2 separate regions of the Mus musculus genome follow, and region 1 is linked to region 2. The links are chromatin loops, found by intact Hi-C in ENCODE. Cell type or tissue: heart. All regions are shown on one strand. Each heading gives the region's core, and the rest is flanking DNA. Links, peaks and the distances in the headings are about the cores only. Region 1 holds the start of Txn1 (thioredoxin 1). Region 2 overlaps Svep1 (sushi, von Willebrand factor type A, EGF and pentraxin domain containing 1).

Region 1 (12,106 bases), core at 1,965-9,964, 120 kb after region 2:
GGGTGCAGCCCATCACAACAGTGGAGGTGGCTCTGATCCATGGTGGTAAGAGCACAGGGCTGCTGCTAACATCTGGATGCATCAGGAAGCAGAAAATGGTGAGATTCTTGTGTTCCTTGGGCTCATTTTTGTCTGAGTCCCTAGCCTAGGGGATGACCACCTACACTCAAGTCATTTCCCTTAGGAAATGTCCTCACAAACACACTGATAGGTATTCCTCACTAATGTGCTACATGTTTATTAAGCCAGTCAAGTTGACATTCAAAATTAACTGTTACACCGGATGTAAAGGAAGTTAGGTGGGGGTCCACATGCTCCCTCCTCTCCTTCTGCTTCCTGTGTTCTATACAGTGAGTGGCTTTGCTCTTCCACATGTTCCCTACTATGGTGATCTATACAACATGCATAAAATCAAGAGTCAGCCATGGACTGAATCTTCTGAAAACCAGGAGCCAAATACAACTTTCTTCTCTGTGTCATTTATTCCTGTTATTTGTCTCAGTGCTAGAGGTGACTAACACATTGTGACCCACTAACAACTCTGTGACCCTGGATTTAGGGTAAACCTGGCAGAGCATTTACTTAAATCATATCCATGTAACATCCTTATCTTGTTTAAAGCCACAATCATAGCTATTCAAAGTTTATCTGTGTGCTGTCTAGTTTTGTGTCAACTTGACACAGGCTGGAGTTATCACAGAGAAAGGAGCTTCAGTTGAGGAAATGCCTCCATGAGATCCAACTGTAAGGCATTTTCTCAATTAGTGATCAAGGGGGAAAGGCCCCTTGTGGGTGGGACCATCTCTGGGCTGGTAGTCTTGGTTCTATAAGAGAGCAGGCTGAGCAAGCCAGGGGAGGCAAGCCAGTAAAGAACATCCCTCCATGGCTTCTGCATCAGCTCCTGCTTTCTGACCTGCTTGAGTTCCAGTCCTGACTTCCTTTGATGATGAACAGCAGTATAGAAGTGTAAACCGAATAAACCCTTTCCTCCCCAACCTGCTTCTTGGTCATGATGTTTGTGCAGAAATAGAAACCCTGACTAAGACAATCTGCTCTACAATCTTTCTTCCAGTTAGCCATGTTTACCTTCTATGTGGCCCTCCATGTTTAAATGTATCTCATCTTTGTCACATGTCAATGTGTTTTCCTGGCCTTGAAGGCAGTTTCTGTGCCTAAAAAGATTAACCAAAGACTTTACTTTTATGTTATTAATTATTGATGGTATAATTTGTGCCTGTAATAAAATATATCCACTTGAATGCATTTTTCCTTGAGCTGTAGAAAATACATAGGCCTATATTACCAGCTGTTTCTCTGTTCCTCTCTGTGGTTCCCAACCTGAACAATAGAGATTTTGCATTGTACCTATAGACTGACCTATTTTACAACTTCCTATAAATAGCTCTTAAAAGCTTCAACGTCTGGCATCTTCCACTCAACATATATGAATGTTCATCTCTGACTGTGTATGTAATAAGCAGCTCACTCCTTTTTGTTGTTAAGTATTCGACCCTGAGGATATATCACCTTTATTATTGTTTCATTTAATGGTGGAAATTTGAGTTGTTTGGGACTCTGATGAGCAAGGTATTAGGAATATTCGTAGGCAGTTCTTTGTGTGACTACATTCCAAGTTCTTTTAGGTAAAATCTAGAATTAGGATTACCATGTCACGTGGCAAATGTGTGTTTTGCTTCATTTGAAAACAAAAACAAATGCATGTGAAAAACTGTTTCCCAACATAGTTATGATAGCTCACATTCCCATCAGTAATGTGTGAATACCAGCTAGTCCACAATTAGTGTGTGTGTGTGGGGGGGGGGTGATTCTCTCCCTCTACCTAAAATTTAACCTAGTCTACTGAATGTATATGAAATCTCAATGTGGCTTTAATTTGAAATTGCTTGATGGCTAATGATATTGAGCAGCTTTCTGATCAATGCATATTAACTACACACACACACACACACACACACACACACACACACACGGCTCCTCCCCCCAACACACAGACACACACACAAGAAATGTATGTCAAGCTTTTACTTGCTGCTTGTCTTACTGAGTTGTAAGAGGCCATTACATATTCTGGATTAAAGTCTTGTTAGATGCATATATTGATCAGTCTTCCCTACTGTGTGATTTGCCTTGTCACTTGTTTTTAGACAAGGACCAATAGTTATTAGTTTAAATAATCCATGTTAGTTTCATTTTCTTGATATGACAATTTCCCACTGGAATATATATCCTTTCACAGATCTCTGCAAGACTTTTCACAGCTCTCTGTTAGATAGAAAGCACCCTCTCTCTCTCTCCCTCTCTCTCCCTCTCTCTCTCTCTCTCTCTCTCTCTCTCTCTCTCTCTCTCTCTCTCCTCTCTGCCCCTGTGTGTGTGTACACATTTCTGTCTAGGTGCATGTACATGTAATTTTCACCTTAAAATAGTTAGCATTACTAAGAATAGGCACATGCCTTTAATCCCAGCACTCAGGAGGCATGAGTAGGCAGATCTCTGTAAATTTGAGGCCAGCCTGGTCTACATAGCTAAGGAGGATTGCATAGTAAGACTATGTCTCAAGAAAAAGAAAGAGGAAAAAATAAAATAAAATAAAATAAAATACTTAACCCTGAAAGTATGCTATCTTAGGTGTAAATTAGTTTTAACATCTAAAGAGTTAACATTTAAAGTACCATAAATGGAGTTTATAACCCAGTATATTAGGTTTCTTTTCTTTTTTTTTTTTTTTACTGGTGACCCAAGAAGTGCTAACGGACCTATGGAAGAGCTTGACAATGGTGCTGGTGTCCTCTGAACAGAGCCTATGAATCACCTCCTCGAACTTTCACCCCTACCCCTATCCCTGTTTAACGGGAAGGATAATATCTGCAGACTCAGGGCCACTGAAAGGAACAGCAAGACACGCCCAGCTCCTTCGGGCAGCAATGATCGTCTCTACACGTCTGTTTGTTACTCTTCCTTCTACCCCGCTCTATGTTACTTTCTGATTCAGTTTATGTCACTTCCCATTTACCTTCAACCCAACTGTACTGCTAGACAAGTTTTTAAATTTCACTTATGCTGGACTCTTGATAAAAACCTCAAGGTCAAGGTTGATCCAACTGTAATGGACCTGACGGGCTGTTTTGCCAAATCCAGATTCCAATGCTCTCTGTCTTAAAAGGCCATGCTTCTCTGAGTCTATCTCAGAGTGGCTGAGGACTCTGCTGTGTCACCTAGCTCCCTTACTGTGCCGTGAAACCTGAGAATCACGAGAGGAAGACCAGTTCCACAATTTTTGAGCCAAATTTGAAGCAAGCTTTAATTAAATGTTGGCCAGGAGGATAGACTCTGGCCAGGACCATTCTGAGATTCCCAGAATACAGCAAGGAGTTCCCTTTGCAGAGGCATAAAAAAGCAAACCCATAAGACCACCATATTTCCCAACAGGTTCAATCTGGAGCAAGCATATTTCCTGCAGAGAAACTGAAGCCTGGGCTGCCTTTCGGTGAGAGAAACATCCCACCAGACACCGACAATTAAGATAGATGGTGTTCCTGTAATGGATAGCTTTAGGACCCGGAAATTTGTTCCTATTTAAATCCATTTGAGCTAGATTTCGTTGCAAATGGGAATAATGGAGTCAATTCCTCAAAGGAAAGACTTCACATCCTCCCCTCTTGCCCCGAATTGGTCTGAACAAATGAATTCTCCATTTCTGGTCTCACAAAATTCCTCTGCACACCACTGTCCAAACAGAATTGTCACTTCCTTACAATTAAAATTCTAAGGACCATTTTCCATGCCGCTATACACAGGGATCTTGCTGAAGGACAGGTTCAGCTCACATCTTTCCACTGTTCAGGAGAAAAAAACAAACAAACAAACATCCCTTTTCCTCTGAGACTCATGTTACAGCATCTGTGGTTTTTAGTTTGGTTTTGTTTTCTTTTTTGCCAACTTCCTGATTACTCAAGACTAACACCTGTTTTATAGTCGCCCCATCCACCCCAGCTCTCTGCCCTCGTCTCAGACAGATGCCGTTCAGTATAACAGCCTGTCGCTGTTCACGTGGTCGGTTCACAGGGTGCTAAGCAGTGGACACATTTCTCAGCTCGTTACACATACAGTATTGTAACTCAAACCTTCAGCATACGGTGGTATTATTTTCATTTCGCAAGGGAACCTGGGGCACAGAAAAGCTAAATAAACTGCCCTAGAGAGACAGAGCTACTTAAGTGGGGATGCAGACAGGAGAGCTGGCAGAGCTGTGAAGAATCTTAACACTCACTCTAACCTCCCAGTTCTTCATTCTCTTATTGTCGATATCCCCCACATTTACCCATGTGTATTGGTACTGTACAGGTGCCAGGGAGTCATGCCTTCCTAGCAGAATCAGTGGACATCTGAGGGTCTGTGGAGAGGTGCCAGCTAAGGGAGGAACCCTTCCAAGTTCTACAGGTCAGTGTTTGACTACCAAAAAGCCAGAAACCTGGAATGTAGCTGGACTGAAAAGACCCGACAGCTGCAAAGAGAATTAATAGATTCTGCTCATCTGCCTGGGGTTCCTCTCTGCCTCAGCTGTCCTAAAGGGAAGGCTACTGCCTTTGGGGCAGCATCCACCCGCAGTCTAGGGCTATGTTCAGAACACTCCCTCTTGTCTACATCCTCACTCATTACTTGAATTCCTCAGCCCTTCAAAAACATCGCACAACTGGTTCTGGTATTTTAAATGTTTTGAACAAGGGAAGCCAGTGGGTAGGGGTAGGGTGGCTGAGACACAGTTTCATTAGCCTCCCGTGCTTCACCTCGATGTAGATTTATCTAGATCGGCTCTCCAAATGCAGGCTTGGTGAGTTCCTCCCAGGATGCTGGCTCTGTCCAGTCTCCACCTCAGCTGCTTCACCAGAACATACAGCGGCACTCTTGGGGCTGCACAAAGCCACCTTAAGAATCTTAGCTTCTTCCACCATGCCCTGTCCTCCTGAACATCACCTCAGTTATCATTGAAGAAGACTCTTCCTGGCGTCCTCTCCCAAGGCGGAAAAATCTCCTCAAAGCCTATACTGTCATTGTAAATACAAGGCAGCCAAACTCAGCAAGGCCCCACAAGGCACCACGCAAGCTTAATTAGCGCTCGCGATGACTATAATTAGAATAATTCATTGAGTGCTTCCTTATGGGCCAAACGCTGTCCTCAGTCAGTTTTCAAGCCCTTAAATCCTTCAAGACAATGCTGGGAGCTAGACTATCCGATCTCTATCATGCCTACATGTGCATGGGGCACAGAACAGGGCTCTAAACGGCTCTGTGCCTCTCCCAGTAGCAGGTTCACCTGTTAAAGTTAAGGAATAGGAGAGAGAGAGGAGAAAGAAGCGGCAAAGAACTACCCAGAAAGTTGGCGAGGACGCGCACTGAGACACTTCCTGGTCATCGTTACTCAGCACTTTGAGTCGAACTGCAGCATGGCCGCCCTAGTCTAAGGATACACCTCTGCCTGGGCAGTCCTAGGGACTGTCCCCAGCCCCAATCTGGAAGTATCTGACTTAGGTCTAGTTTGGGGCATGGGCAGTGTGATTACAGAAGGACTCTACGGTGTGAGAGAGGACCGTGATCTACCCCGGCGCTGTTCGCTGTTAAAGTGCCCTTGAGGCAGCTGGAAGTTGGCTCTTAGGGGTAGCTGCCGCGCGGCGTCTGGAGCCTGGAAAAACCCGAAGCTGCTCCAGGAGCCTGTGCTAGCTCCGCCCCTTATAAACTAAGGTTCTTGTTCGGCAGCTTAGAGTGGGGCGGGGAAGCCAGGAGTGAGGCCAGCGCTAGGACAGTCCCCAGGCTGCACTAGTAGCCGACTCTGGCTCCGCCCCCTGGAAAACCGCCCCACCTCTTGGGGGCGTGGTCTAGGCGCGGCCTGCCCAGGCGCCTTGGCGGACGCGGGAGGCGGGAAGCGCGTCCCCGCCGCGCGTGCCCGTCCGCCCCGCCCTGCTGCGCTCCGCCCTATTTCTATAAAGAGAAGGCGGGCGCCGCACTCGGTTGCAAGCTCCGTTGGGCGCCTTGGATCCATTTCCATCTGGTTCTGCTGAGACGCGTGTGGCTCCCTCCCCGCAACAGCCAAAATGGTGAAGCTGATCGAGAGCAAGGTACGCATGCCCGGGCGCCGCGCACATCCCGCGGTGCTGAAGAGGACACTCTCGGTGTCCCCGCGGGCTTAGCGGCCCAGGGCCTGTGTGCGCCCTCGGCGGTGGAGCATGCCCTGGGGGAGGGGACGAGGGGACCCTGGAACGCCGGGTACGGGAGATGCACTCGTGGGCAGCACCTGAGTCCCCGGAGCTGCACTCCCTACCGCCAGCCCAAATCTGGCGGAGGTGAAGAGATGGACCGGGGTCCTCCTGTGACACTCCCCCCTTCCCGTGCCCCAACTGAATCAGGATTTAGGATCTCTAGGAAAAGATGGAGAGCCGCCACTTCTCGAGTACGCGGTGCCACACGCCGCGCGGGTGTGTTGTACTGCTGGGCTCGGCCTTAGTTTCCCTCCATCAGTGACCTGCCGCCTAGAGGACACAGGCCAGGTCGGTGCATGAGGGTGGGTCTCGGGTCCCAGTTAAGTACCCTCGGATCGGTACCCCAGGTGACTACTAAGGAGAAAGGTCCAGGCCGCGCCCGAGAGACTCCTCCTCCTGCGTCGCAGGGCGTGTTTCCGGCAGCTCTGGCTTTGGAATGACTCAGTCCCCAAAGTCTGGCCCCGGGGCCTCGCAACCTTAAGGTTTCAGTGATTGACCCTCCATAAGTGGGCTTTGCTGGAACCAGGGCTCTCCCCCAGGGAGTAGTCAAGTACAAAGTCCTGCCCTTTGGGAAAAGAAAAATAATACCCAAGGGAAAAACTGTTACCATATTCGAAAGTTACTGAGAACCAAAATATCCTCCAGATTGGGAAACCCAGAGCCTGTTACACTGTAACTATTCGGGGAATATTTATAAAATGAAAAGTGAAAGGAGGTTGGGGGTGGAAATTGATGTGTGAAAGACTGGCTCACCCTTAAACTAGGAAATCCGTGGAAGACAGGTCCGCGCCCTCCAGTTTTGAGCACCTGGTTGGGTCTCAGTACAAAAGTTGGCTCACCCACTACCAGCCATATTAGTCCCAGCACCCAGTTGGATCCTTATCTGTTTAAACTGACCTACTTATGGAACCTTTGCCATTCCAATAGGAGCGGTGTACATTGGTGCCAGGAAACCAGTTACTCGGAAAAAGCTTGGGCCCCAAAAGCCTGCTACCAAGGCTCTGATCGGAGTCGCCCAGAATCAGAAGTTAAACTGAATACACATAAATTTCATGTGATGGGCTTAAGTTGATTAATTAAACTATGTAAAATGTAGCCTTATTTCTGACGACTGTGTGGGTAGTTAAAGGCCCCTGGGGTCAATCTCCACACAGGAGTGGAATAATAGGCTATGATATAATGGCTCAGAAATCAACAGTTGATTTGCCGTGTTTATCTTTAAGAATAAAATTATTCCTTGAACTACACACACACTTTGCTCAGTGCTTCACAGACCACGTGTTAGACCAAGGCGTTGGCTCATGCCTCTAATCCCCAGCGCTCAGGAGGCTGGGCTGTCTCAAAAAAAAAGCAAAGAACACTTTGTTATTTGCTGAATATGGTTTTGTTGTTGGGGCTTTCTGTTTCGGTTTATATTCACATATAGGGGTGGGGCATCCATTGGCAGTGGTCAGAGGACAACTTGAGAGAGTTGGCTCACTTCTACCTTGTGGGTCGTGGGTATTGAACTCAGTTCGTTGGTCTTGGTGGCAGGCACTTTAATGTGCTGAGCCATCTTGCCAGCCCCTGAATTGGGTATGTTTGAGAAAAGAGATGATAGCATCTGCTCCGGTCTACTCCGGGTGTGTTGTTTTGTCTCCAGGTTATTGGTGTCAGTACTGGCGACACTTGCCAATTGTGGTTATTGGTTTCTAGAGCTAAAAATTGTGATGTGCTTCTTAGTAGATAATTTTGAATACTCTTCAAGCCAATACAGATCGGCAGAAGAAAACTTGTTTTGCAAGTTTGCACATCCCTGCCTCTGTAATTGGTGTTCACTGAAGCCCGAAATTAGGATTGTGAGCCGCATTTTCAGTATTTTGAGTAGTGTTGCTTGGTTTTGCCTCATAGCTTTTGGGGGTAAACCTTGAGAGTGTTTGAGATGCAGTTTGCCCTGTTTTGTCATGTAATCTCATCAACTGGGACTCAGGTCCCAGCTAAGGACCCTCGGATTTGGATCGGTACCCCAGGTGACTGCTAAGGAGCAAGGTCCAGGCCGCTCCCTAGAGACTCCTCCTCCTGCGTCGCAGGGCGTGTTTCTGGCAGCTCTGGCTCTGGAATGACTCTTTTCTTATTGAGGATCAATCGTGGTCCAGATGTGGGTGTCATCAGAGCAGCCTGCCATACCACCTTGACCTGTGTCTTACAATAAAGAATAGGTGCTGTGGCCTCTGATAATTACATAAGGGGAGATTTTGTAAGAGAATTATCTGCAACAACCAGTGGTGGTTGGGAACAGTGGTTTCCATTGCTCTGCCCGCTCTTCACACCCAGACATGGATTTGATGGGCAAGTCTGACTAGACGTCTCTGGAAGCTGTCGTAGCCATTCTGTAGTGTTCTCAGAAATGACATGTGATTGTTTTCCTTGAAAGAAAAAAAAATGTGAGATAGAAATTAAAAACCTAAAAACTGTATCCAGGGCCAAAGAGACGGCTTAGCAGATAAGAGGATTGGGTGTTCTTCCATAGGGTAGGGTGGGGCTCAATACCCAACACCAACATGGTCACTTATACCCATCTCTAACTCCAGTTCCAGAGCATCTGATACCCTCTTCTGGCTTCTTAGGACACCAGGCACACAAGTGATGTACATAAATACATGCAGACATAAACACTGATACTCATAAATAAATAAATGCAAATATAAGAAACAGTAAATATAAATTAAAATTAAAGTAAGTATACCCCCATGAAAATGCATTAGGTTTTAACTAGGGGTGTGTGTGTGGTTATAAGATATTTACTTTCCTTTGTTGGACCAGATATAATATTCTTAATTTGTCTTAGTTTTTGCTAAATAATTTGACCAGCATTTTTCCCAGAAGGAAATGTTGGCTTCAGATACAACTTGTGTGTGTTGCTTTGATTCACTTTGTTGCCCCGGTTTGGGTTTTGGTCACTCTCCATGACTAATGGTGGTTTGAATGAGTCCCTGGTGACTAGACTGTTAGGTTCCTAGGGTTACAGTCTCAAGGCTTTTAGTAAATAATTCAGAGAGGTTGGCAGTGAGGGTTTGTTTTTTTTTTTTTTTAATCATTTTTGCTGGGGATTTCATATGACAGAATAATTCCTTCTTGAGAAACCAAAACTTGGATTCATGTAAAGAACAGAGTTTTGATCCATAGGGCAAAAGCCAAAGGTGGATAAACCAGAAAGATCCCAACTCTATAGGCCCTGGTTAAAGCACACAGAAGGGGCTGGAGTGCTGGCGTGGTGGTTAAGAGACCCTCAGGCAGTACCCACTACCCATGGCTCCAGCTCTAGGGGGGATCCCAAGACCCCTCTCGGCACCAGCAGATACACACACAAATTAAATCTTAACACAGCAACACACAGGACATTATGCTAGTGATGAGCTGAGTAGGAGACTGCTCTCCTGGACTCTGCCTTGGGGTCAGAGGTTTTCCCATGTTTTACTCTAGACAAATACGGTAAGTGTTGCCTTCATTTGACCCTTGGTTAAGTAACTTGTGACTTCCCCATTGCTTAACTGTGTCTTCTTGTGGAGCTTCTTCAGTTTTTGAGGCTCCTTTCACCAACCCCCTAAGAATCCACTATCTATCACAGAACTGATTTTAAAGGGTAAACATTTTTACCACAAATGCCTATTTCCCTTTCTTGTATTTAGTGTAAATGTTGGTTATGTGCTAAGGATGTAACTCAGAGGCAGGTGCCAGGCCCTGGGTCCATACACCACCTCAGGTTAGGCAGTTCGTAATATCTTATACATATTCCTGAAGACTTGAAGACCAATACACTCTGCTTATATCACCTGATCAAGTATAATAATGCCAACTGTGTGCAGGATTCCTTTCAGGCCACTTTATGTGGTTGCTTTGGATTAAAAGATAGGCCCGAAGAGCCGAACCTCATCTTTTGTACTTAATATCTCTTTGTTGCTGATTTGCATGTTTGCTTGGGTCTTTTTGGAGGATATGGGGGAGGGGGGGTCCTCACTGACTGGCCTGGAACTGGCCACTGTGGTAGACCATGTTGGCCTCCAGCGTGAGTGCTGGGTTTAAAGGCGTGGTGGCACCTGGCCACATCTCACGGAAAGTGAAAGTATATGATGTGTAACACAGGTGTTTCTTTCTCCCTCTGCAGGAAGCTTTTCAGGAGGCCCTGGCCGCCGCGGGAGACAAGCTTGTCGTGGTGGACTTCTCTGCTACGTGGTGTGGACCTTGCAAAATGATCAAGCCCTTCTTCCATGTGAGTGGAGTAGCAGTGAGCTTTGAGGCTGGGTGGTAGACCCAAGCCAGAGAAAAGGATTGAAATTAATGGGTGCGAGGAGTTTGCTGTTTGCTTTATTTTATTCTCCTGTGTCATTGGCTTAAAAGTAGTACTAGCATGGAAACTTACGTAATATAGTTCATTGAGGACAACTTTGGGGAGTTTTGTTGTCTTAAATAATTTTGTCCCCTGCCCCAGGATCTCCCCCCCCCCTTCCCTGATTTGATACCTGGGCCTAGTGTGAAATTCGGCCTTCAAAGTTACAGTGCCGAATTACTTTACTCTTAGGAACACTTGACTGAGAGACAGCTGTGTCCCTGGCGCTTGCTTCATCTCTAGGCTGAATTTTTAGACCTGGCTAGTGAGATTGCTCAGTGGGGGAAAAAAAAGACACATGGCTCACCCTGCCAGCCTGAGGATCTGAGTTTGATCCTCAAAACCCACCCTGGAAAGACAGAACCAGTTCCCAGAGGTTGCTCTCGGACTTCCACATGCACCTGTACACATTTACATCAATAATAATGCAATAATAAATAAAATAAGTTCTTTCAAAATAAGTGTATGGAGCTGGAGAGATGGCTCAGTGGTTAAAAGCACTGGCTGCTCTTGCAGGGGACTTTGGTTTGGTTCCCAGCACCCAAATGGGAGAGTCACAACCTTCTATAACTCTTGTGGGGTGTTCAGCGCCCTCTTCTGGCCTTTGCAGGCGCCAGGCACACCCATGGTGTACAGACATACATGTAACCAAACCACCCGTATGCATAAGCTAAAATTAAATAAATGTTTAATCTCTGTTACATTTCCTTTGAAGACGCTTAACTATGTTGAATGCTATTATCCAGTTCTAACGCTTCTTGGTTTGTTTGAATGTTTCCAGTCCCTCTGTGACAAGTATTCCAATGTGGTGTTCCTTGAAGTGGATGTGGATGACTGCCAGGTACGTAGTACGAAATCGGATGCTACCAAACACCTTCACAGTGGCCTCCACTGGAGTCTACCCTGTTGTTTAAAATAAAAACGTCCAGTAATACTAGAAGTGGGACTCTAAGAAGTTCTATTTCGGAAGAATAGGGCGTGTGCCAGTTATGGGTGTGGTCCTAGACACTCAGAGAGCTGTGTTTGCACATCTAGAGTAAGCATCTCACCACTCGCAGCCTGTGGGGGCCTTTGGGGCCTATATTCTACATCCCCCCGCCCCCAGATGATCACTGGAAATAAGTTCACTTTGGCTCTAAGAGATAGTAGACTAGGTGGCATCGTGGAATTGTGAGGCCACTGTTGAGGTGCTCTGAACTTCTCGTGTGTGGGAACTGTATCCACGGGCTCTTTCTAAAAAGAATATTGTTATTCGTATGCTTGGTCTGAATCGGTGAGAAAGCCCTGGCATTACAACAAACATTAGAGTCACCCTGGTGCCTTAGAGAGCTGGGGGGAACTTAAGGGGAAACTCACAGCCTGGCTTTATTTAGCAAGTTCATGCCTGTTGTGCACTCAGCTCTGTTCTGTATACTTTCCACATTCTGATATCGTTCCTCTCCCGTTCCCCATGCTGCCCTGCTTTAGG
Region 2 (12,106 bases), core at 1,686-9,685:
ATCATATCACCCTCCAGCGGACAAGATGCAAGTGCTATCTCTGTTCTATGTGAGGACCAGATGCAAAAATTTTCAGGAAAACATCAATGTGCTAAAACATAAGAGCATTGTAAAAAAAAAAAAAATCTCCCCACTCAAAGAGAAGAAAAATAATCCTGAAAATGCAGACTGGCCCCAAGAGGGAGTTAACACAGAACAGGAAACAGGAAGAGGCGTCTTGTGCCTGATAGGAAACAAAGACTAAGTTATTATAATACCGTGTCTCAAAAGAGTCTGAGAATATAACTTTAGTTTCTGTTTTATAGTGCTCTTCATACATTTACCAAAAGTAACGTCTCCCTGTGTTTAACATCAGATAATATCTGCCATGGAAAATAATAAGCATTTGGATATCATTCTTCTGCTCACTTATAGCTATTCTTCGAAAATCCAATCCTATAATTACATTTACTTTTTGTTCCTTTAAAACCCTTAAAGGGGCCGAGGGTATCGTTAAACATAGAGCAATTGCTGAGCATGCTCTGTGCTAGGTATCTAGTAATATTAAGTAAGTAAATAAACAAAATACTTGATATTCATAGCCTGGACGATCTTGAAAGAGATTAAATCAACATAGCCTTTCTCCCCCTTTTCTGTTATTTGTGAGCGAGAGGTCAGAGAACAATTTGCAAGAGTCTCTCCTTCTACTGTGTGGGTCACAGGGAGGGAGCTCAGGTCATCAGGCTGGGCAGCAATTAGGACTGTGTAATCTTTACATCAGCTTAAGACCGAGTTGGTTGCTGTGTGTAACTGTGTCTAAGGTTGAGATGAGGTTTAGAGGGGAAGTCTTCTGAGACAAGTGATCACAGTATCTCTACTTCACCATTAGATAACTATCTTCAGGGCCACATAGAAGTTCCATATTTTTAGTATTCGTTTTGATATTTTTATTTAGAAGCTAATGAGAAGGCTCAGCAGTTAGGTAAAAGCATGCACTGCTTTATCACAAGACCTAGTTTCAGATCCCAGCACCAACCTTGGGCGGCTCACGAATGCCTGTATACCCAGGTCCAAGGAATCTGGTGCCCTCTTCTGGCTCCCATGAGCAAGTGCATATAGGCACAGACAAACACACACACACACACAACATACACAACACACACACACACATATCTTGGGCTGGATAGGTAAATGGCTGAATTTGAAGCACATACTGGTCTTGCAGAGGACCTGAGTTTGATTCCCAGCAGCCTCACTGAGCCACTCACAACTACCTGTAAATACAACTCCTAGGGGATTGGACACCCCTGGTTTTCATGGCACCAGCACTCAGGTGGCATACCAACATGTAGACATGGACACATAATTTAGAATAATATATCAATTTGAAAACAGTAAAACTAATTCTTTTAAAAATATTAATGTGTAAGTGCCTAATAAATGTATTATCCGGCTAACGTCCAGCAAGTCCCTGGCTTTTGTGCCTCTCCCTTCAAAAGCCTCTGTCCCATCTTTAGACTTGCCTTAACTGCTGTAGACGTCTTTTGCTTTGAGATTTTGTATGGTTGTGTGAGTGCCACTTATTATTCCACCAAAACTTTCGTTTAAGAACCTGTAAAATGTAAGGCTCCAGAAAATCCAGAAAATGGCCACTCTTCTGGTGAGATTTACACCGTGGGTACTGCAGTCACATTTTCCTGTGACGAAGGGCACGAGCTGGTGGGAGTGAGCACCATCACGTGTTTGGAGACTGGCGAGTGGGATCGCCTCAGGCCGTCCTGTGAAGGTACGCTGAGAAAATGGCCATGCTCACTGGACTGGGTGGTTCTAAAAAGACGAAATCGTTGGTGCAGTAAGCTCCAGGTCATGCCAGTCTTTGTTCTGAAAGTCAGGAATCAGGCTCAAGTTTAAACATGACAAGGGGATAAAATCTGGAAGCCATAAGCTTTCAGAGGGCTTTGCACAGTTACACCACACTTTTGGTCTCTCCTTCCAGCCATTTCCTGTGGTGTCCCACCTGTTCCTGAAAATGGTGGTGTTGACGGGTCGGCATTCACATACGGCAGTAAGGTGGTGTACAGGTGAGTGTCTAACTTTAACGGTGTAGTACAGTAGTTAATAGCATGCCAGCAGTAGTGGAATACCAAGGAAAGGTGAAATAATCCCAGAGGGATATATATATAGGATATATATAGGATATATATAGTGTATGCCCCATGTGTGCAGTTGCCCATGGAGGCCAGAAGAGGGCATCAGATCTCCTGGAGCTACAGCTCTGATGTAGATGCTGAGAAACAAACTCTGGTCTTCTGTAAGAGCAATGTGCTCTCATACATATGAACCAATGCTCATACACACAACATCATACACTCACACAAGTTTAAAGTGTGCAAAACAAAGCTATCCGTATCCAGTCATTTGCCTCTGTCTTTTCCAGGTGTGATAAAGGATATACTTTGTCTGGGGATGAAGAGTCAGCATGCCTTGCTAGTGGTTCCTGGAGTCATTCCTCTCCTGTGTGCGAGCTAGTGAAGTGTTCCCAGCCTGAGGACATAAATAACGGCAAATACATCTTAAGTGGGCTCACCTACCTTTCTATTGCATCGTACTCCTGTGAGAACGGATACAGGTAAGGGGGCGAGGGGGCACCTGCCCTGCTTCCTACAGTCTTCCCGCTGTTCCTAAGCTTGAGTGAATGAGCTAGCTGACTTTCAAACCAGGTCTATAAAAATGGGGATGTCCTAAAATGTGTGTGCTTCTTGGAGCCTGGCTTACAGCGAATGTCAGGGAGACTGTCCATCTGTGACTCCAGAAGTTCTCACAGTTCAACCGCTGGAGCGTTCAGACTCTAGAGAGGAAAGACGGGTTGGTTTGCGGAGCACAGCATCATACCTGAGGAAACGCCTTGCCATGGATCGTTTTTGTTTACACAGTTTATCAAGATGATATTTATTAGTGCAAGAAAGCATGGAAGGGTCTTAATTCTGTAAGAAGTTCACTTGTGTGTGTACACACACATACATGGATGTGCATATGTACGTGTACAGGTGCATGTGTGTCAGACTGTGCCCAGAAAGGCAGTCATCAGGTTCCACAGTGAAACAGATCGAGTGGATAGAAGTAAAGAATTAAGAGCCAGTGGGATGGCTCAGAGGATAAAGGTCTAAGCCTAATTGGGGGGTGGGGGGAGAACTGACTCCTTTAAGTTATCTTCTGACCTCCACACATTCCTCAGCACCCACAACCACAACAACAAAAGATATTTTTTTAAAAAAGAACTAATCAAGACTGTCAGAATAGGTGGGTAAGCCATGCCATGGGTATAGGGTTTGTAAGGTCAAAGGACAACCAGAGGTCAGAGTCATGAGCAACAAACCTCAGGTCCTGGAAGGACAACGCCTTTGACCTCAGTGACTCTGATTACCTGTCTGTTCAGGTATCCAGCTTCCAGTTGGGTAATAATTAAGCTATTAACCCTTCTCATCCCAGTAACTTGCCAGTCAGAAGCTCTGGAGTTCCCTCTTTACCGATAAACACATTAGACTTGAATTCTGCACCAAGTGGTTGTTGTCTTTCTTTACCCATTCATTATTTTAAATGGTCTGGCTGGTGTAAATTTCTTTTACATTCATACACATCAATACAATGTGAAGAACTGCTATTTCGTGCACAAAAACTCAACATTCAGCCTGTATTTTTCTTCCAAGTTCTATTTCTCCATGGAGAAAGTGGCCACCCAGTGAGAGGAGCCACCTGAGCCCTCTCTCCTATCTGTAGTTTACAGGGCCCATCCCTCCTTGAATGCACAGCTTCCGGCAGCTGGGACAGAGCGCCACCTAGCTGTCAACTTGTCTCCTGCGGAGAGCCTCCAATCGTCAAAGATGCTGTCATCACTGGGAGCAACTTCACTTTTGGGAACACAGTTGCTTACACATGCAAAGAGGGGTAAGTAAAACCTGTAGGGAGGGGAGCATGGAGCATCAAGGATAGAAAATGAAACTCCCTGACAGCCAAGACAGAGAGCTTCCTGGTCTTATTTTCTGAGAGCAGAGAGGAGGCAGGCTTCCCAAACAATAGCTCCCTGGAATGTACTAATTGTTAAGATTCAGACAAAGAGCAATGCAATACAAAGTATCTTTTACTTTAACCAAGAATGTGGGAAAGTCATCGAAGCAGGTGTGTGTCTGTCTATCACCCACCAAAGTCATAAGAATGGTAAGTCAGCAGGGGAATATATATATATATAAATATATATTGGTATTTGGCAAAGCAGGAAACGCATTGCAAATGATTTTAACTTGTAGCCTCATCTGATGGTCAGGAGAGCCCTGAGGGCAAAGCCGCAGGTTGATACATACCTGTGATGGCCTGTTTAGTATCTCAGGCTGCCAAGGCATTGAGTGTGGTCCAACTCACCCTCTGTTGTGGACACTGTGTTTCTTCTCTGTCTACACTTTCTTGTTACTAGTTTATCATCCCTGGCGTTTGCACACTAGAGTGCTCCCTGGATTTCTGCCTCAGGTGTGTGCCCTCGGAGAAGCAGCGTGTCCTCTCTGTGACTGGAATGTCCTGTAGTAGTGGTTCTCAACTGTCCTCATGCTGCAACCCTTTAATACAGTTCCTGAGATTGTGGTGACTCCAACCATAAAATTATTTATGTTGCTACTTCATAACTGCAATTTTGTTACTGTTATGAATCATAACATAAATCTCTGTTTTCTAGTTGTCTTAGGTGACCCCTGTGAAAGGGTTGTTGGACACCCACCCCCCACCCCCCCGAATAGGAGTCGAGACCCACAGGTTGAGAACCACTGTCCCAGGTCAAGTTAGTTCCCTAGAGGCTGATATTTGTGAGAGAACAAAGACTACAATGAATAACTTAGCAAAGGGCAGGGGGCGTCGATGAAGCCAACAGTGAAGCTGTTAACTGGTGCTGGAGTGAGGGCACGCAGGAGCTGGGCTGTCAGAGAGGATGTGTTTCATGTCACCAGCCCAGACTCTGTCACCAGGACCACGTGGTGACATGTTCTTGAGGAGACCTCGAGCCTCAAACACTGACATAAGAACTTTCTGATGAGTTAAAACAACAGCAACAATAACTTCAGCATTGTAATACGATTATCATATGAAGTGATGGGCCCCTGCTGTCCACCCATAATACAGGAGGGAATTGTCTGCGGCGGTTGAACAAGTGAATAGTCATTTCAGCCACAAATGGCAAATCACTACCCACTTGTAATTTTTTTTTTATGAAAGACAAAAATCAACTATTAAAAGACAGTCTTCTTTTTCTACAGTTCAAACTCTTGATGATAGAACAGAAAGCCCTTTGAGGAAACCGTCCTCTCCTCCGGGCGCTGTGGGAACAGCCTCACAGGAAACAGAGTTTCTGTCCTGTTCCCTTGCCTTCTGACCACATTTTTAACAGTGCCTTTGAACTATACAGAAGTAAAAAATAGCACAATGCCCTGTTTAAGATCACCTGTGCTCCCGTTGCAGAGATAGAAGCTTAAGTTAAGTCTTTGCTATGATTAAGTAGTTTTATGAAAGGAATACGATATGAGAGATTCTCCTGGAAGCCAGCCTCAATGCCTGTCTGCAATTCTCATGTTAACAAATGCCCGTTTTGTGGTTACTACATACATGTTTTCATAGGCAAATATACTTTTAATTTACCTGTTAGTGTATATTTGTACACATTGCCTCATTTAAGAAGTGTCATTTAAATCACTTCTCTCTTTTAAAATAGTTATTTTATTTTTAATTATGTGATGTGGGGTGTGTGTGTGTGTGTGTGTGTGTGTGTGTGTGTGTGTGTGAATAATCTCTCTCAGATACGTGCTAGTCAGCTGGACTACTTTTTCGCTGGTATAAAATATGCCTGTATAAGAAGGACTCATCTCTGGGCTGGGGAGATGACTCTGCAAGTAGGGTTCCTCATGAGGACTAAGTTCAGATCTCCAGCACCCAGGTAGAAAGCCCAGCAGTGTGGCACTTATCTTAACCCCAGTGCTGAAGGAGACAGAGACAGGAAGATCTTGGTGGCTCCTTGGGCAGCCAGTCTAACCAAAAGAACAAGTTCCAGGTGTAGTAGAGAATTGTCTCAAAAAACAAACTGCAAAGCAATTGAGAAAGACCCCTGATGGTGATCTCTTCACTGGATACACATGCATATGCACGTATGTGCACATGAGTGCACACACACACACACACACACACACACACAGGCACCACAGAGGTGGTGACATGTCCTGGAACCTCAAACACTGACATGAGAACTTTCTGAAATCCTGAATTAAAACAACAGCAATAACTTTAGTGTAATGTGATTATCATAAGAAGTGATGGGCCCCTGCTGGCTATCCACAGTACAGGAGGGAATTGTCTATGGTGGTTGAACATGTGAATAGTCATTTCAGCACAAATCCCAAATCTCTAAATTACTCATTTCTCTACAGTACTACACTAATGTGCTCCCACTTTATTTTCTTATAAAAGCAGAGTTACACCGAGTATTCCTGTCTGTTTCCTGGAACATATAAAATAGGATATCCCTGGCCTAGACATTGCAAGCTGTAGCTTGGGTCGTAGAATATTCGTATTTTTAGCTTTGCAAGATAGTAATAAGTTACCAAAATGAAAAGTGACCTTGCTGGCCCAGATAAGAGGTGTAACTTACATGTGACTGCCAGCAGGTGGCGACAACACCTTCAGTCAAGAAGAGGTGAAGCGTCCAATCATAAACAGTTACCTGGAATTCCAAATCTAATTGTTTAAAACGCACAAATGAAGCGAGCGTGGGAAGATTGTAAGAGCCAGCAAGCAGATTAGGGAGCTGGTTGTGATAGTAAGTCTCCTAGAGATGACAGGAAACTGCACCCATAATACTTCAACAATGTGGCCGAACAAAAACAATACCATTACTCGCGCTAAAGCAGAAAGCTAGAATTCTCACAGGGTCCACCCCCAGACAAAGAACTGCAAGCAGCTAAAGAATTCTGAATGAGGGAGAATTAGTCTTACCAAGGGGTGAGCCCCCTCATTGGTCATCCAACACCAAGTGATCCTCCCTGAAATCTTACATGCAATCAACACATAATGGGCTCAGCAGGTTGTGTTTGCATATTTGTGCATAAACATGTAACAGGGGGCCACCAATCTGAGAGAAAACAAGGCAGGGAGACGTTGGAATGACCAGAAGGAGGAAAGAGAGGGGGAGTAAACGATGTAACTGTTTTAATTTTTTTTTTTAATGATACTTTTAAAACTGACACATGAACTTCTAGAACTTATACTCATTAATGGGATATCACCTAATATGTCCATACATGTGTACACAGTGCCATTTTTCCACTAGGTTAAATGTGCCTACCTACTCATATATTTGCAGTTTCTTCCAAAATTATTTCCTGTAGCTTATTGACATGTGCACAGCTGTTACCTGCAGTCTCAACTTCTACTCCTGTGTCCCTTTAACCTAGTGCCCTCTAATCAGCCTTCCCTCTGCTCTTTCTGGTGTCTGATCCCTAGCATCCCACTCTAAGCTCCAACCATAGCTGCTTATTAAAACCAGCAGGCTAACAGTTTTCTTCCAGTATCTCATTTATCAGAGCTCTACTCTTGCAAGTGCCTTGTCTGTGCTGAACCTTTCACGGTGGAAACATGCCTGTTGTCCTGGCTAGTTCTACGTCAACCTGACACACGTTTGAATCAGCAGAGAGGAGGGAGCCTCAATTGAGAAAATACCTTCACAAGATCAGGCTATAGACAGCCTATAAGGTGTTTTCTTATTTGGTGATTGATTAAGGAGGTCCCAGTTCATTGTGGGTGGTGCCACCCCTGGGCTGGTGGTCCTGGGTTCTATAAGAAAGCAGACTGGACAAGCCCTGAGGAGCAAGCCAGTAAGCAGCACTCCTCCATCACCTCTGCATCAGCTCCTGGTCACAGGTCCCTGCCCTGCTTAAGTTCCTTTCCTGACTTCCTCTGGATGATGAACAGTGATACAGAAATGTAATCCCAATAAACCCTTTCCTCCACAACTTGGTTTTGGTCGTGGTGTTTCATCACAGTGATAGTAACCCTAAGACACCTAAGTATGTATTGCCATTTCAGAGTCTCTCCTTACAGAAAAAAAAGGCTTCCTGTGTCCACAACAAACCCTCATGATCTGGCTCTCTGGACTCTTTTCTACCAGCTACCCCAGGGCCCTCCCCTTTGCATTAATTTATTGGTTTGAAAGGTTTTGCATACAACTCGAGTAGTATGGATTCTAACGTGAAGCCTGTATCAGGTACAGATCTGTAGTTAGCAGCTGCCTCATTTTTCTACCCAGCATCTCTGCAAACACAGCGATGGACGAGATTTTACAAGTTTGCCATGTTAACAAACCTCCTTCCAGGATGTGGATTCCTGCCAGACACTCTGTTACTAATTCAGTCTGAGGCTGTGTTCCTTTTCCTCTCTGGTTCCTTCCTTTGTCTCGTCCAAAGGCAACCCGGGCACTCACTGGCAAGCTTGCTTTGCTGGCTTCAATTTCTGTCTCATGTTGAAGACATGGAGATTTCCTTTCTGGTTAGCCCAGCTATGCACTTAAATTGATTTCTGTTATACTTTATCAAGTATTATAGAGAAGATTTGCAGATTATGTGGTAGCCAGAACCAGGAATCTGTTCATGTCCTCTTTCTCTCTTTGCCATTTCTATTTTCCTCCTGGAGTCTTGCGGAGCACAGCCCTAGCATCTTGTTATATTAAGAATAGAATCATTGTATCCAAGCCATGACTTGTAGGTAATGTGGATTGCCTTGCTGTCTCCTTTTCCATCCAGAACTCCTCCCTGGGGCTTGTGTAGCACACCCCTGGCAACTTGTTCTGTTAAGAATAGCAACATTGTATCTAAGTCATGACTTCTAGGTAGTGCGGCCTGCCTTGCTGTCTCCTTCTCCATCAGCAGCTGCTCTCAGACTCATGAAAGTAGAGTTTTTCTCCTTTCGAATCTCAAGTCTACCGTCCCTCTGCCCTCCATACTGTATAAGCCACTCACACCTGAACATACATGAACATGCAAGCAGTCTTACTGTTGTCTCACTATTGCTATTTTAATATGATATAATATTTTATTAGTTCTTTGAGAATTTCACACATGCATATGGTGTAATTTGACCATGTTCATTCTTCCCCACAAGTCCTCTCAGGTCCATCCCTACTCCCTAAGCCCTCCTCCCAACTTCATGGCCTCTACTTTGATTTGATTTTCACCACCCACTGAGTCCAATTTTCGCTGCCCATGCATTCATGAGTATGGAACTGTTCCCTAGAGCATGGATCACCTACAGGGGACCACACCCTTAAGGAAAACTGTCTCTCCTTCACCTAACTCTGTCAACTGTCAATAGGGATGGATGCTGGACTGTGGTTGCTGGGTTGTTTGATTGATTTAAAGTTGTATACTGCCAGTGAGCTTTGATGAAGCCTCTCCCTGAATCATGGGAGCAAGATACATTCTCAAGTTTACAGCAAGGAAGCAAGAACTTCAGGAGACCAGTGTAGAATGACCAGCGCCAGGACAGGAAAGAAACAAGCAGCTCCATCCAACTCACCAACGCAAATTTACCTTTCACCCACACATTTAGCTTTTGAAATTTTTATCAACACCCTGAATGCTAGAAGCAGGTGCTTCAGGCCAGATAGACTGGTGGCAGTCTCTCTCTCTCTCTCTCTCTCTCTCTCTCTCATCCTTAGGTTGACATTTGTTGGTATAAAACTCAGAGGTGTGGAAGGGTTAATGACATCATAAAAACCTCACCGAGTTTTCCTCTTTTGATTCTTCTCACGTAGAAGCTTCTAAAGGGAATTACTGGATCTATTAAGACAAGAGCTTTGATCTTCAATAGTTGTTATGAATTGAAATAAGATTAATCACTGCTGCTTTCTATTATTCTCATTAACCCGCAGCTGTTTAATGAGCGGCTTTTGCCCTTTTAGAAGGGGACAGGATGCTGTTCTCAGGAGCTCACTCATAAAGCTCCCAGGGCCCATGCTGGTTGGTAAGCTTCCTCTAGGTGTGGGAATCCAACTACTGAAACCTCGAATCGAAAAGGAGTCTGCCCGTTACTGAAGGATTCCTGTGTATTGCTGGAGTCCTAAGGCATCCTTTCGATGCAGATGGACTACTTCCCCAGGACATAGGGTGTGTGGCTGATTTTTAATAAAAGTATTAAATATTGTCCCCGAGACCTCTTGACCAAGAGTTCAAAGGTTACAAAGAGTTGAAGTGAGTAAACCTTCATCTTAGGTTGATACCGAATCCAAGTTTGTCTCACAGCTTAGACGTAGCCCAGTTTCACATTCTCTCACTTTGGTGAACAGCAGTTACAGGAATATGCTATCAACTATAAGATGCTTATTCTCTGAATGACCCATCAACAAGATAAGCGAGTAGGAGATGTCCCCTATAATTCCAAATACACTTCCAAACTTCTGACAGAAATAAATAGTACAAGCAATTTGATGTTTTAGTGATTAAGTAATGGCTTATGGTTAATTCCCCTAGATGTCATTTAGGGGAATATATATCCTTTTTATCATTTTAAAATTCTAACCTTTTTCATAGTATTTATCTTTGTTTATCACCTAACCTGTCTTCACTTGAGTACAGTCTCTAGTGATGCAAAGCCCTGACCTTCTGGCACTTGGGAAATTACAGAGTCCTCAGGATCTCCATTTTAGGCACAGGGCATAGACCAAATATGTATCTTACAGTGTCACACTGTAACTCTCTGTCTGCCACATTGTGTGCAAATGAGACAGCTGCAAACAAGCACTACACTAATACAGCATCTATGCCCGGAGGAAGGTCATGTATGAAGAGGAGGCAACATCCTGTATGAGGAAACACATGTTAACTGAAATGCATAAAGAAAAACAAAAATCTTAATCCAGACCTGGGGGAAGGGGAACAAAGATTCTAAAATTGAATTCTTCACTTTCAAATCTCTTTAAACTGTGTTTTCAGTGGCCATTGCCCACTCAATTAGAGAGCTGCTTTGCTGTTAGTCTTTCATCGAGGAGTAGTTGGTGGAGAGTTATCGTAAGGTCAAAGATCAAAGACCCCAAGTGCTTCCAAATTATATAATGTAATCCTCACGTTCTCAAAATGCTCTGTGGAATAAGGAAGATTCTAGAGACAGGTGCTTCTGCCTCAGACCACCTGGAAAATCTTCATGTACAACGAATTCCTGTAAGTCAGGGCTGTCTAGGCCTGCACATATGAACTTCAGCCAGTGAACAATGTCAGGTACATCAAGGGGTCAGGGACCAGGATGACACATGTTTCAAAGTATGTGAATGATTCAAGTTGTGCTGTAAAACACCAGGAGCCTCAGTAAGATGTTCTACCCAGGACATGTCCTATGCAGGGGCACTCAAATCAGCAGGCCCAGCCTGACTTTTTAATAAATTTGCTCACTAAGCATTCTGCCTGTGGGTGCCTCCCTGTGACTGTTAAGAGAGAAGTCACCTAAAGACCCACCAAGTCCATATCCACATAGGAAGACTGAGGTTTTCCCAAACCATGAACTGAAGAGTCCCTAGGCAGAGACTTCACTCAGCTATTGGGAGTATCTATAAGGATTCATGGAACCCTGCTTCTGTGCATTGGACAGTGCATGACCATAGGTGGGGTGCGGAGATCTACGGGCATCTGTCACTTTTGTTGAATTGCCCATTAGTCTCCTGTAGATATGGATATATCTGCTAAGGACGATGAAATCCCAATTTTTCTCTAATGGATTATTTCTTTTAGACCTAAACAGATCTCAGTGGAAGGTTCAGTTACGAATGACTTAAGAGTCTTTGCTGAACGGTGGGTCAAATGATTTGCACTATGACACCTCCGCGTAGTTCCCACAGCATCCCCACAAACAGTAGTCTTATATAACAGGTCTGAAAAGAAGAGAGGGGGTGCATTGTGGGAAAGACGTAAGTGCTGGAATCTAGTAACTAAATGTGAATCTCACATCTGCTGAGAGCTGAGTGATGTGTGGCAAGTGACAGATTTACCACCCAGCCTTCTGTATGATGAACCAATCACGTGTCTAACAAGGATCAACTAGGCACCTGGCTGTTTTC

Evidence for each region. A loop is a pair of places that touch in the nucleus more often than their neighbours do. Peaks named below come from ENCODE experiments on the same cell type or tissue, not always from the same donor. Only the 100,000 strongest peaks of a DNase experiment are listed, where the experiment ranks them.
Region 1: a loop joins it to region 2, with 2.5 times the contacts of the local background. A loop is called at or near these places in 12 of 42 quality-filtered maps.

The regions. Positions count from the first base shown.
Region 1 is chr4:57,950,212-57,962,317 of GRCm38, reverse strand. Txn1 (thioredoxin 1) reads left to right here and starts at 5,907. Exons shown (of 5, transcript NM_011660.3): 1 at 5,907-6,131; 2 at 10,417-10,521; 3 at 11,420-11,479. The coding sequence starts at 6,108. Gm35344 (a long non-coding RNA gene) reads right to left here and starts at 5,875. Exons shown (of 3, transcript XR_881303.3): 1 at 4,806-5,875. In heart, for the core only: no CTCF peak of the experiment used is centred there; DNase peaks (open chromatin) are centred at 5,827, 6,657 and 7,157; H3K4me3 peaks cover 3,331 bases; H3K27ac peaks cover 2,836 bases.
Region 2 is chr4:58,074,469-58,086,574 of GRCm38, reverse strand. It overlaps Svep1 (sushi, von Willebrand factor type A, EGF and pentraxin domain containing 1), which reads left to right. Exons shown (of 48, transcript NM_022814.2): 33 at 1,589-1,765; 34 at 1,976-2,060; 35 at 2,417-2,608; 36 at 3,757-3,924. Among named protein-coding and RNA genes, the nearest start is that of Gm35402, 46 kb to the right of the region's middle. In heart, for the core only: CTCF peaks have their summits at 3,820 and 6,669 (motif pointing right); no DNase peak of the experiment used is centred there.